2 separate regions of the Homo sapiens genome follow, and region 1 is linked to region 2. A link is a contact called in ENCODE Hi-C or POLR2A ChIA-PET data. All regions are on one chromosome and are shown on one strand. Each heading gives the region's core, a stretch centred on a gene start or an enhancer-like site at or near the end of the contact. The rest is flanking DNA. Distances are from core to core; before and after follow the strand shown.

Region 1 (4,019 bases), core at 195-2,694, 830 kb before region 2:
GTTCTAATAGAGATAAAAACATCCTGATCAGTCCTGTTCTATCCTCAGATCAGGATTAAAATAAAATGGGTTTCAACAGCAGAACGATTGTATAAAGTTGTGTAGCTTGAATACACAAAGTGAAAAGAACTGAGATAATTAGGTGGAGCCTTTAAGTAGCAAAAAACTATTTTTGCTTCCTGATGTTTGAAGAGTCATTTCATTCTTCCACTCACTCTGCATTTGTTATCGTGCTAAGAGATGAAAAGAGAGAGGCAATGCAAACGTTATTTTCTAAGAATGTTTATACTTAACAGTTTCGATTAGATGACCTAAGGATATTTTAACCTTGATAAGGGTTCCCATTTTTTACCATTTTATTTTTTATGAATAAATTAGAAGTTTCGTACTTCTAATATATCACCTCTCTCAACAGTGAAATACCACTTAGTAGACGCTGCCCAAACCAGTTAGGTAGTGGCAGTTCTCAGATTGAGCGTTTAGCCCTTGCATTCCCAGGACTGTCTTGGTTGTGTTTATTCCCTCATATTTATTTCTCCGTTGAGCTGTGAACAGGTCTTTTGAAAAGTGCAAAGCATTGTGCCAATAAATGTCGGTATTGCTGGCACCTATCCGCTACCAGTTCTTTGGAAAGGGATGAGGGTTGGACTCCTGGAGGCAGATATCTGAAGGCTTTGTTGGGCTGTAGGTTGCTGTAACACGGAATCACTCCACCTCTTTAAAAAGCTGACGATAAGTGGGACTAAGTGAAAATGAATGGGCAGGTGAATAATAAAGTCCTTTGAAAGCAAGTAAATGACGCGGCAGATGAAGGGCACGCACGTCTATTGTGCAAATTCATTCAGTGGTTATCTCATAATACACTTATCAAGTCCTTATTACCACGAACCTCACCCACCGTGGACAAGAGAAACATAAGCAGGAAAAAAGGAGGAGGAATAAACACACGCCTGTCCATAATAAAACTCGCTCTTGAAGACTCAGCGGCAGCCCTGCACCGGAGACTGACGACTTGCGCGGCTGTGACCTCCGCCCTGCAGCGGACCCTCGACTGCCCTGCACTGCGGCTCTGGAGGCCCCGACTCAGTGCATGGGAAAGAAATCCTCACTATCAGAAAACAGAGGGGCAATCTGCTGCTCTCCCTTTCCGGCCAAACACGTCACCCATCAACCGGATACCTACCAAGAGGCTTTCAGAGGAGGCGCCCAAGGTCTCCCAGGCCCGCCCCTCCCCAATCACGCTCCGCTCAGCCCCCTCAACTTTTGGCCTCCGGGAAGTTCGCAGCGTTCTCACGCTTGGCAGGAAGTTCCCGCCAAGGCTTCCGGAAAATCCTTTAAAAAGCAACGCTTGCGCTGGGCGGGGCTTGGTGCGCTCTCACCCTTATCTCCAAATTCTGGGTGTTGTCGCGAGGGCTGCTGTGTCCGGAACTTCCGGTTCCGGTCAGGGTCCGCGATCTCGGACTAAGGATGCGGTCCCGGGTTCTGTGGGGCGCTGCCCGGTGGCTCTGGCCCCGCCGGGCCGTTGGCCCAGCCCGCCGGCCCCTGAGCTCCGGTAGCCCGCCGCTGGAGGAGCTGTTCACCCGGGGCGGGCCCTTGCGGACCTTCCTCGAGCGCCAGGCGGGGTCTGAAGCCCATTTGAAGGTCAGGAGGCCCGAGTTGCTGGCGGTGATCAAACTGCTGAACGAGAAGGAGCGGGAGCTGCGGGAGACTGAGCACTTGCTGCACGGTAAGGGTCGGGCCCGGGGGAGAGGCGTCAGAGCACATTCTTGACTCTTCGTTTGACTTTTCCACTGCCCACACTACCCGAGTTTGAAACTCTTTACTCACTTGCAGCCGTTTTTATTTTGGATCAGAGGTCAGGACATCATTACGTGCTGTGATCCCATCCTCTCCTGTGGGCTCTCTTGTGCTCCTTTGCCACGGCGCTCTGCCGCCTTTTACATGCTTATTAGTTGTGGACTCGGGCAAGAGCTCATTAGCTCAGCAAGGATAAATAAGGCACTGTCCCTGTGATGGGCTCCACAGCGGTGTTTCTCAAAGTGTGGTGTGGAGACCCATTTGCAGTAGTATCAGGGCAGTGCTTGTTAATAGCAGACTTAGGACTCAGAATCTCAGACCTATACGTGGGTAAAGGTACTAAATTGGGAAATTCAGTATGGCCTAAGTATAGAATAGGTGGGAGATGATGTCATAGAAACATGAAGCCAGAAAAATAGTTAAGAACCTTGCAAGACAAAGAATTTGGATTTATTTTTTATAGACCATGGAAAGTTAGCAAATGTTTTTAAGCAGAGAATTCACGTCTTTGTAAAGAAAAGTTAATGGTGGCATGCGCTGAGGATAAATTGGAGTATTCTCCAGAAACGCTGGTGGCTGACAGGCCAGGGAGGAGGCAGTTGAAACAATCCAAAGAAGAAATGGTGATAGGCATAGTTCTGACTCACAAAACATTTTGAGAAACAAGTTAGGATTTAGTGGCTTATGCCCTGAGAAGGATGAGGGAGAGAGTTAGTTCTAAGAAAAGTCTTAGGTTTCTGGCTTCAGCACGAGTGGTACTGTTAATTAAGATGAAAGTATAAAAGTTGGACCGAATTTTTTAAAAAGATGAGTTTTGCATTGAATGCCATATTAAGTTAAAAATACCTGTGAAAAGGAATTCCAATAAAGATATCTGTACTAGTCTAGGAGAAAAAATTACTGACATAGGAGAAAAATTGAGCCCAAATAATCATATGAGAGCTCTCGAGATATACAGTACGTGGTAAATTAAACCTTAGAAGTAGATGAGAACACTCAGGGAAAATGTGTTAAGATAGAAACAAGTCTAACAAGGCCAGAAATACACAGTATTTGAGGAGCAGGCAGAGAAGAAGGCTATAAAAGGTCAAGAAAAAAACAGCCAGAGCTTTGTGACCCTGAAGTAGATAAATAAATGAAGCTGTAGAAGCCAATAGAAAATTTCAAGAAGTAAGAGATCCTTGGCCAGGCGTGGTGGCTCACGCCTCTAATTCCAGCACTTTGAGAGGCTCAGGTGGGCCGATCACTTGAGCCCAGGAGTTCGAGACCAGCCTGGGTAACATGGCAAAACCCTGTCTCTACAAACAATGCAAAATTAGCTGGGCATGGTGGTGCGTGCCTGTGGTCCCAGCTACTTGAGAGGCTGAGGTGGGAGAATCGCTTGAACCCGGGAGGTGGAGGTTGCAGTGAGCCAAGATGGTGCCACTGCATTCCAGCCTGGGTGACAGCGCAAGACCCTGCCTCAAAAAAAAAAAAAAAAAAAAAAAATCCGTAGTACCTGACATAGAAAGGTAAAACAACCTTTTCAGCTCACACTGAAATAAGTCTTTAGATTTGGCAATTTTGTCATTGGTAACTTGAATAAAAATGGTCTTGATATGATTATAGAATCCAGTGTAACAGCTTGAGAGGTAAATTAGAGTTAACAGGAGAAAAGTTATAAAAATGGCATTTTATCTCCAGAAATCTGGGTGGGAAAAGAGGGGTGACAATAAGCAGCTACTTAAAGGGTTGAAAAGAAAAGGACCCATTTAGAATGGGAAACCATAAACATCTTTATAGGCAAAGGGGAAGGCAGGCACATGGTAGGTGTCCAGTAAACATATGTTGATTTATAATATTCAAGAGAAATTAAAGAAGTAGTATATTACCATTGCCTGTGAGTAACTCCTAATTCTAAACCCTTTAGAGCTGCACTGTCCAATATAGTAGCCAGTAGCCACACAGCTGTTGAGCAATTTGTGGCTAGTCTGAATTGAGGTGTGTAAGTGTAAAATACATATAGATTTCAAACACCTGGTATAAAAAGTAATATGTTTATGTTAATTACATGTTGAAATAATATTTGGAGCATATTGGGTTAAATAAAATATAGTATTAAAATTAAATTACTTCTAGACTCTAGTTCCAATCTCCTTAGCTTTGCAGAACTGAAAGGCACCTTAGAGATTATCCAGCTCAGAACTTTCATTTCATTCTTGTCATAACTGAAAGAAGTTGAG
Region 2 (3,787 bases), core at 545-3,044:
CCATACTTTCTAGATCTGCTGTATGTAATACAGCAGTCACTAGCTACGGATGGCTATTTAAATTACAGAATATTTAAATTAACTGAAATGGAATAAAATTAAATTACTCCTTAATTTTAATTATGGTCAGTTGCACTGGCCACATTTTAAGTGGTCAATAACCCCATGAGGCTAGTGGCTACCTTATTGGACCCTGTACAATGCAGAACATTTTTATCATCTCAGAAAGTTCTGTTGTTCAGCAGTGGCCTAGATAATTAAAGTACCTCTGAGCCCTTGGCTTTTTTTAAAAGTCAACATAAGAAGCTGTCATTGGTGACGCATCACTCTAATTTCTGTAAAACTGCCTTTAAGAATACTGGCTCTCGTTTTGTCAATGAATCCAGTGCAGAAAATCCACATAGCAATTTCTCTAGAGCTCAGGACTAAAAGGAAATCTGTCTTTTTAGTATTAATTCTTCAATGTTTCTTATCACAGACAACGAATTAGTAACATTTCTCATCTTAGCATCTAGGAAGGTCAAATTCAACTTGCGCACTCTGTTGTGATGATTTGGGGGCAGGGAAGTGGGTAACTGGACCTTCTAATAGAGAAAATTCTTTTTCTCTCGGCTAAACCTAAATCCCCATCACCAAGGCAAAAGCATCCTTTAGTTATTTGGCTGTTATCTTTTTGTTTTTCTCAATAGCAGCTTTTTTGGGGATATAATCCACATGCCGTATAACTCATCTATCTAAAGCATGTAATTCAGTGATTTTAGTATATTTATAAAGCTATGCATCTATTACTCCAATCAATTTTAAAACACTTTCGTCAGTCCCAAATAAAAACAGTTACCCATTAGCCGTCACTCTTTTCTTCCCTCCTCTTCCTTCCCCACTTCTCCCAGCCCTGGGAAACTACTAATCTACTTTCTGTTTCTACATGTTTACCTGTTCTGAATAGTTCATATACATAGGTCATATAATATGTGGCCTTTTGTGACTGGTTGTTTTTAATCTCTATATTTATTATAATTGCCTCAACATTTTGTAGAAGTAGAGTAAAAACAAGTAATTTTTTAAAATGATTGAACGCCTACTATATATGAAGTACTATGCTTCTTGCTATAGGGCAGAGGTTGGCAAATGTTTTCTGTAGAGGACCAGATAGTAAATATTTTTAGTTTTGTGGGCCAAATAGTCTCTGTTGCTATTAGCGTGTTATTATAGAGTGAAAGCAGCCATAGAAAAATCTGTAAATAGAAAACCATGGCAGTGCTCCCACAAAATTTTGTTTACCAAAACAGGTGGCCTGCTCTAGGGATATAAAGATGAGAAAGAAAATGGTCCCTAACCAAATAAGTGTCATAATGCAAGTACACAAGCGTTCCTCACTGCAGGGCCTCTTCCTTTCTATTCTCTCTTCCTGGGCATTCTCCTGCCTGCCCCTGGCCTGGCCAGCTCCTGATTGGTTCTTCCTGTTTTTCCTTCTCTCCAGATTAGATCAGATTCTTCTTACGGGCTCAGTAGGCTTCTCCTTCATAGCATTTCCCTGAACTATGTGAAATCTTGTGTGATCAGTCATTTTAAGCCTGTTTTCTCTGCTAAAATGTAAGTGTATCTAACCTTGATCACCATAGTAGTCCCAGCCCCTGACCTTGTTCTTTGCACATAGCAGTCACTCCCGTATTTGCTGAGTTTCTCAAATCTAAACCATAGGGTGGAAAACGTACGCACACAAATGAAAGCATACACAAAGCAAAGCATTGGCTTCGGGCTTCAGCTGCCTGAGTCATAGCGTGATTCTGCTTCACCAACTTGCTTATCTTCTCAGCACCTCGGTTACCACATGTATAAAATGAGAATCATAATAGTAGCTAGCTCAGAAGAATGATTAGTGGTTTACCACTGTATTAGTCCATTTTCATGCTGCTGATAAAGACAACTCGAGACTGGGTGATTTATAAAGAAAAACATGTTTAATGGACTCACAGTTCCACATGGCTGGGGAGGCCTCACAATTATGGTGGAAGGCGAAAGGCACATCTTACATGGTGGCAGACAGGAGAGAATGAAAGCCAGGCAAAAGGGGAAACCCCTTATAAAATCATCAGATCTCATGAGATTTATTCGCTACCACAAGAACAGTCTGGGGGAAACCACCCCCATGACTCAATTATCTCCCATCGGGTCCCTTCCACAACGCATAGGAATTGTGGGAGCTACAAGTCAAGATGAGATTTGGGTAGTGACACAGCTAAACCATATCAACCGCTAAGCATAGAATATGTTCAATAGAGGTCAGCTCTCATCCCAGAGGGAGTTCAAAGGCTGTGGAGGTAAAACACATATGCAGTGCAAGCAAGGCTTTGTGAAGTTCCTAGCAGCTGCCCTCAGGAGGACTTTCAGTTTAAAGGGTGTTCTACCCACGTTGGAGGTCAAAGGAAATGAAATTCTTGGAATTCACGGCTGGTATTACCTAAGGGTGTTTGAGTCGGAAGGTGCCTGGTAAGGATCAGGAATGCATTGATGCGATGAGCACAGAAACAGCACAGAACTAATCAAGAGGCCTGAGTTTAGTCCACCTGGTTCCTGCTGTGTGGCCCAGGTCTTACTGAGTAACTTCTCTGAGCCTCAAGTTGCTCATTTTCAAAGTGTTAATGAAACTAACTGCCACATCTCCAATGAGAAAATGCAAGGGAAAGGACTGTGTTTACTATAAAACAATGTCTATGCCAGTCTCATTCTTTTAGAAACCTGCAGAGTATTCCATAGTATAAATATACCACAACTTATCTAGGATTTTCTGTATCAATGAACATTGCCATTTTTGCTCTTTGAATAATTGTATCTTTAGAGCTTTGCCTTGTCTCATATTTAGTTCATTGGAATACATATATTATGCTAACAATAATAAGCATGAAAAAAATTTCAAATTTTTTAACTCCATGAGGTAAACTAAATAAGGTAAAAGAAATTAAACTAAGGAAATTATGACAATAAAATGTTTTGAAGACTTCAGGTTTTTTAAAATGTTAGTCATAATCAAGAAAAAAACAAAGTTGCCTATAGTGGTAGATTCATAACCAATATATTTCTTTAATCAAAGTTTAAAATATTTTCATTTCTGATTACTAAAAATACATTAATATAAGAAGAATGATTGTTTTATAAAAGAATTCACAGTACAATATCTTTAAGTACTATGTTTTCTAGAATTTATTTCTTATATAAAATGCAGTTTTCTTTAATTTTTTATTTTTTTTTTTGAGATTGGGTTTGCGCTGTCACCCAGGCTGTAGTGCACTGGTGCAGTAATGGCTCACTGCAGCCTCAGCCTCCTGGGCTCAAGCAGTCTTCCTCCCACTTCATTACCTGGGACTACAGATGCATGCCACTGTGCCTGGATAATCTTTTGATTTTTTTTTTTTTTTTTTTTTGAGATGAGGTGTCACTTTGTAACCCAGGCTGGCAGGTGTATTTCCTTTTTTTTTTTTTTTTTTTTTGAGATGGAGTCTCGCTCTGTCACCCAGGCTGGAGTGCAGTGGCGCCATCTCAGCTCACTGCAAGCTCTGCCTCCCAGGTTCACGCCATTCTCCTGCCTCAGCCTCCCGAGTAGCTGGGACTACAGGTGCCCGCCACCACGCCCAGCTAATTTTTTGTATTTTTAGTAGAGACAGGGTTTCACAGTGTTAGCCAGGATGGTCTTGATCTCCTGACCTTGTGATCCACCAACCTCAGCCTCCCAAAGTGCTGGGATTACAGGCGTGAGCCACCAATGTATTTCTTTTATTAAGAAAATGTG

Evidence for each region. A loop is a pair of places that touch in the nucleus more often than their neighbours do. ChIA-PET counts read pairs that join two places held with the same protein, here RNA polymerase II (POLR2A). Pooled maps may share reads with other maps.
Region 1: a loop to region 2 is called in a pooled map, with 4 times the contacts of the local background. The contact joins the promoter of MTRF1L here to the enhancer-like site in region 2. A Hi-C loop is called at or near these places in 1 of 168 maps with a recorded cell type or tissue (CD8-positive, alpha-beta T cell), 1 of 37 single-sample maps with no recorded cell type and 10 of 50 pooled maps. POLR2A ChIA-PET finds 5 or more read pairs at or near these places in 1 of 52 experiments (activated T-cell).

Annotation. Positions count from the first base shown.
Region 1 is chr6:153,000,134-153,004,152 of GRCh38, reverse strand. It overlaps MTRF1L (mitochondrial translation release factor 1 like), which reads left to right and starts at 1,444. Exons shown (of 7, transcript NM_019041.7): 1 at 1,444-1,726. The coding sequence starts at 1,468. RefSeq lists enhancers at 1,087-1,196, 287-1,287 and silencers at 1,517-1,626, 1,637-1,696.
Region 2 is chr6:152,169,263-152,173,049 of GRCh38, reverse strand. The region is part of intron 130 of SYNE1 (spectrin repeat containing nuclear envelope protein 1); the gene reads left to right. Among named protein-coding and RNA genes, the nearest start is that of SYNE1-AS1, 210 kb to the left of the region's middle. RefSeq lists a silencer at 1,729-1,929. Within about 2 kb of position 1,794, at least 6 of the 41 ENCODE cell types and tissues checked have a DNase peak (open chromatin) inside an H3K27ac peak, as active enhancers do; they include CD8-positive, alpha-beta T cell, where a contact is called at or near this core.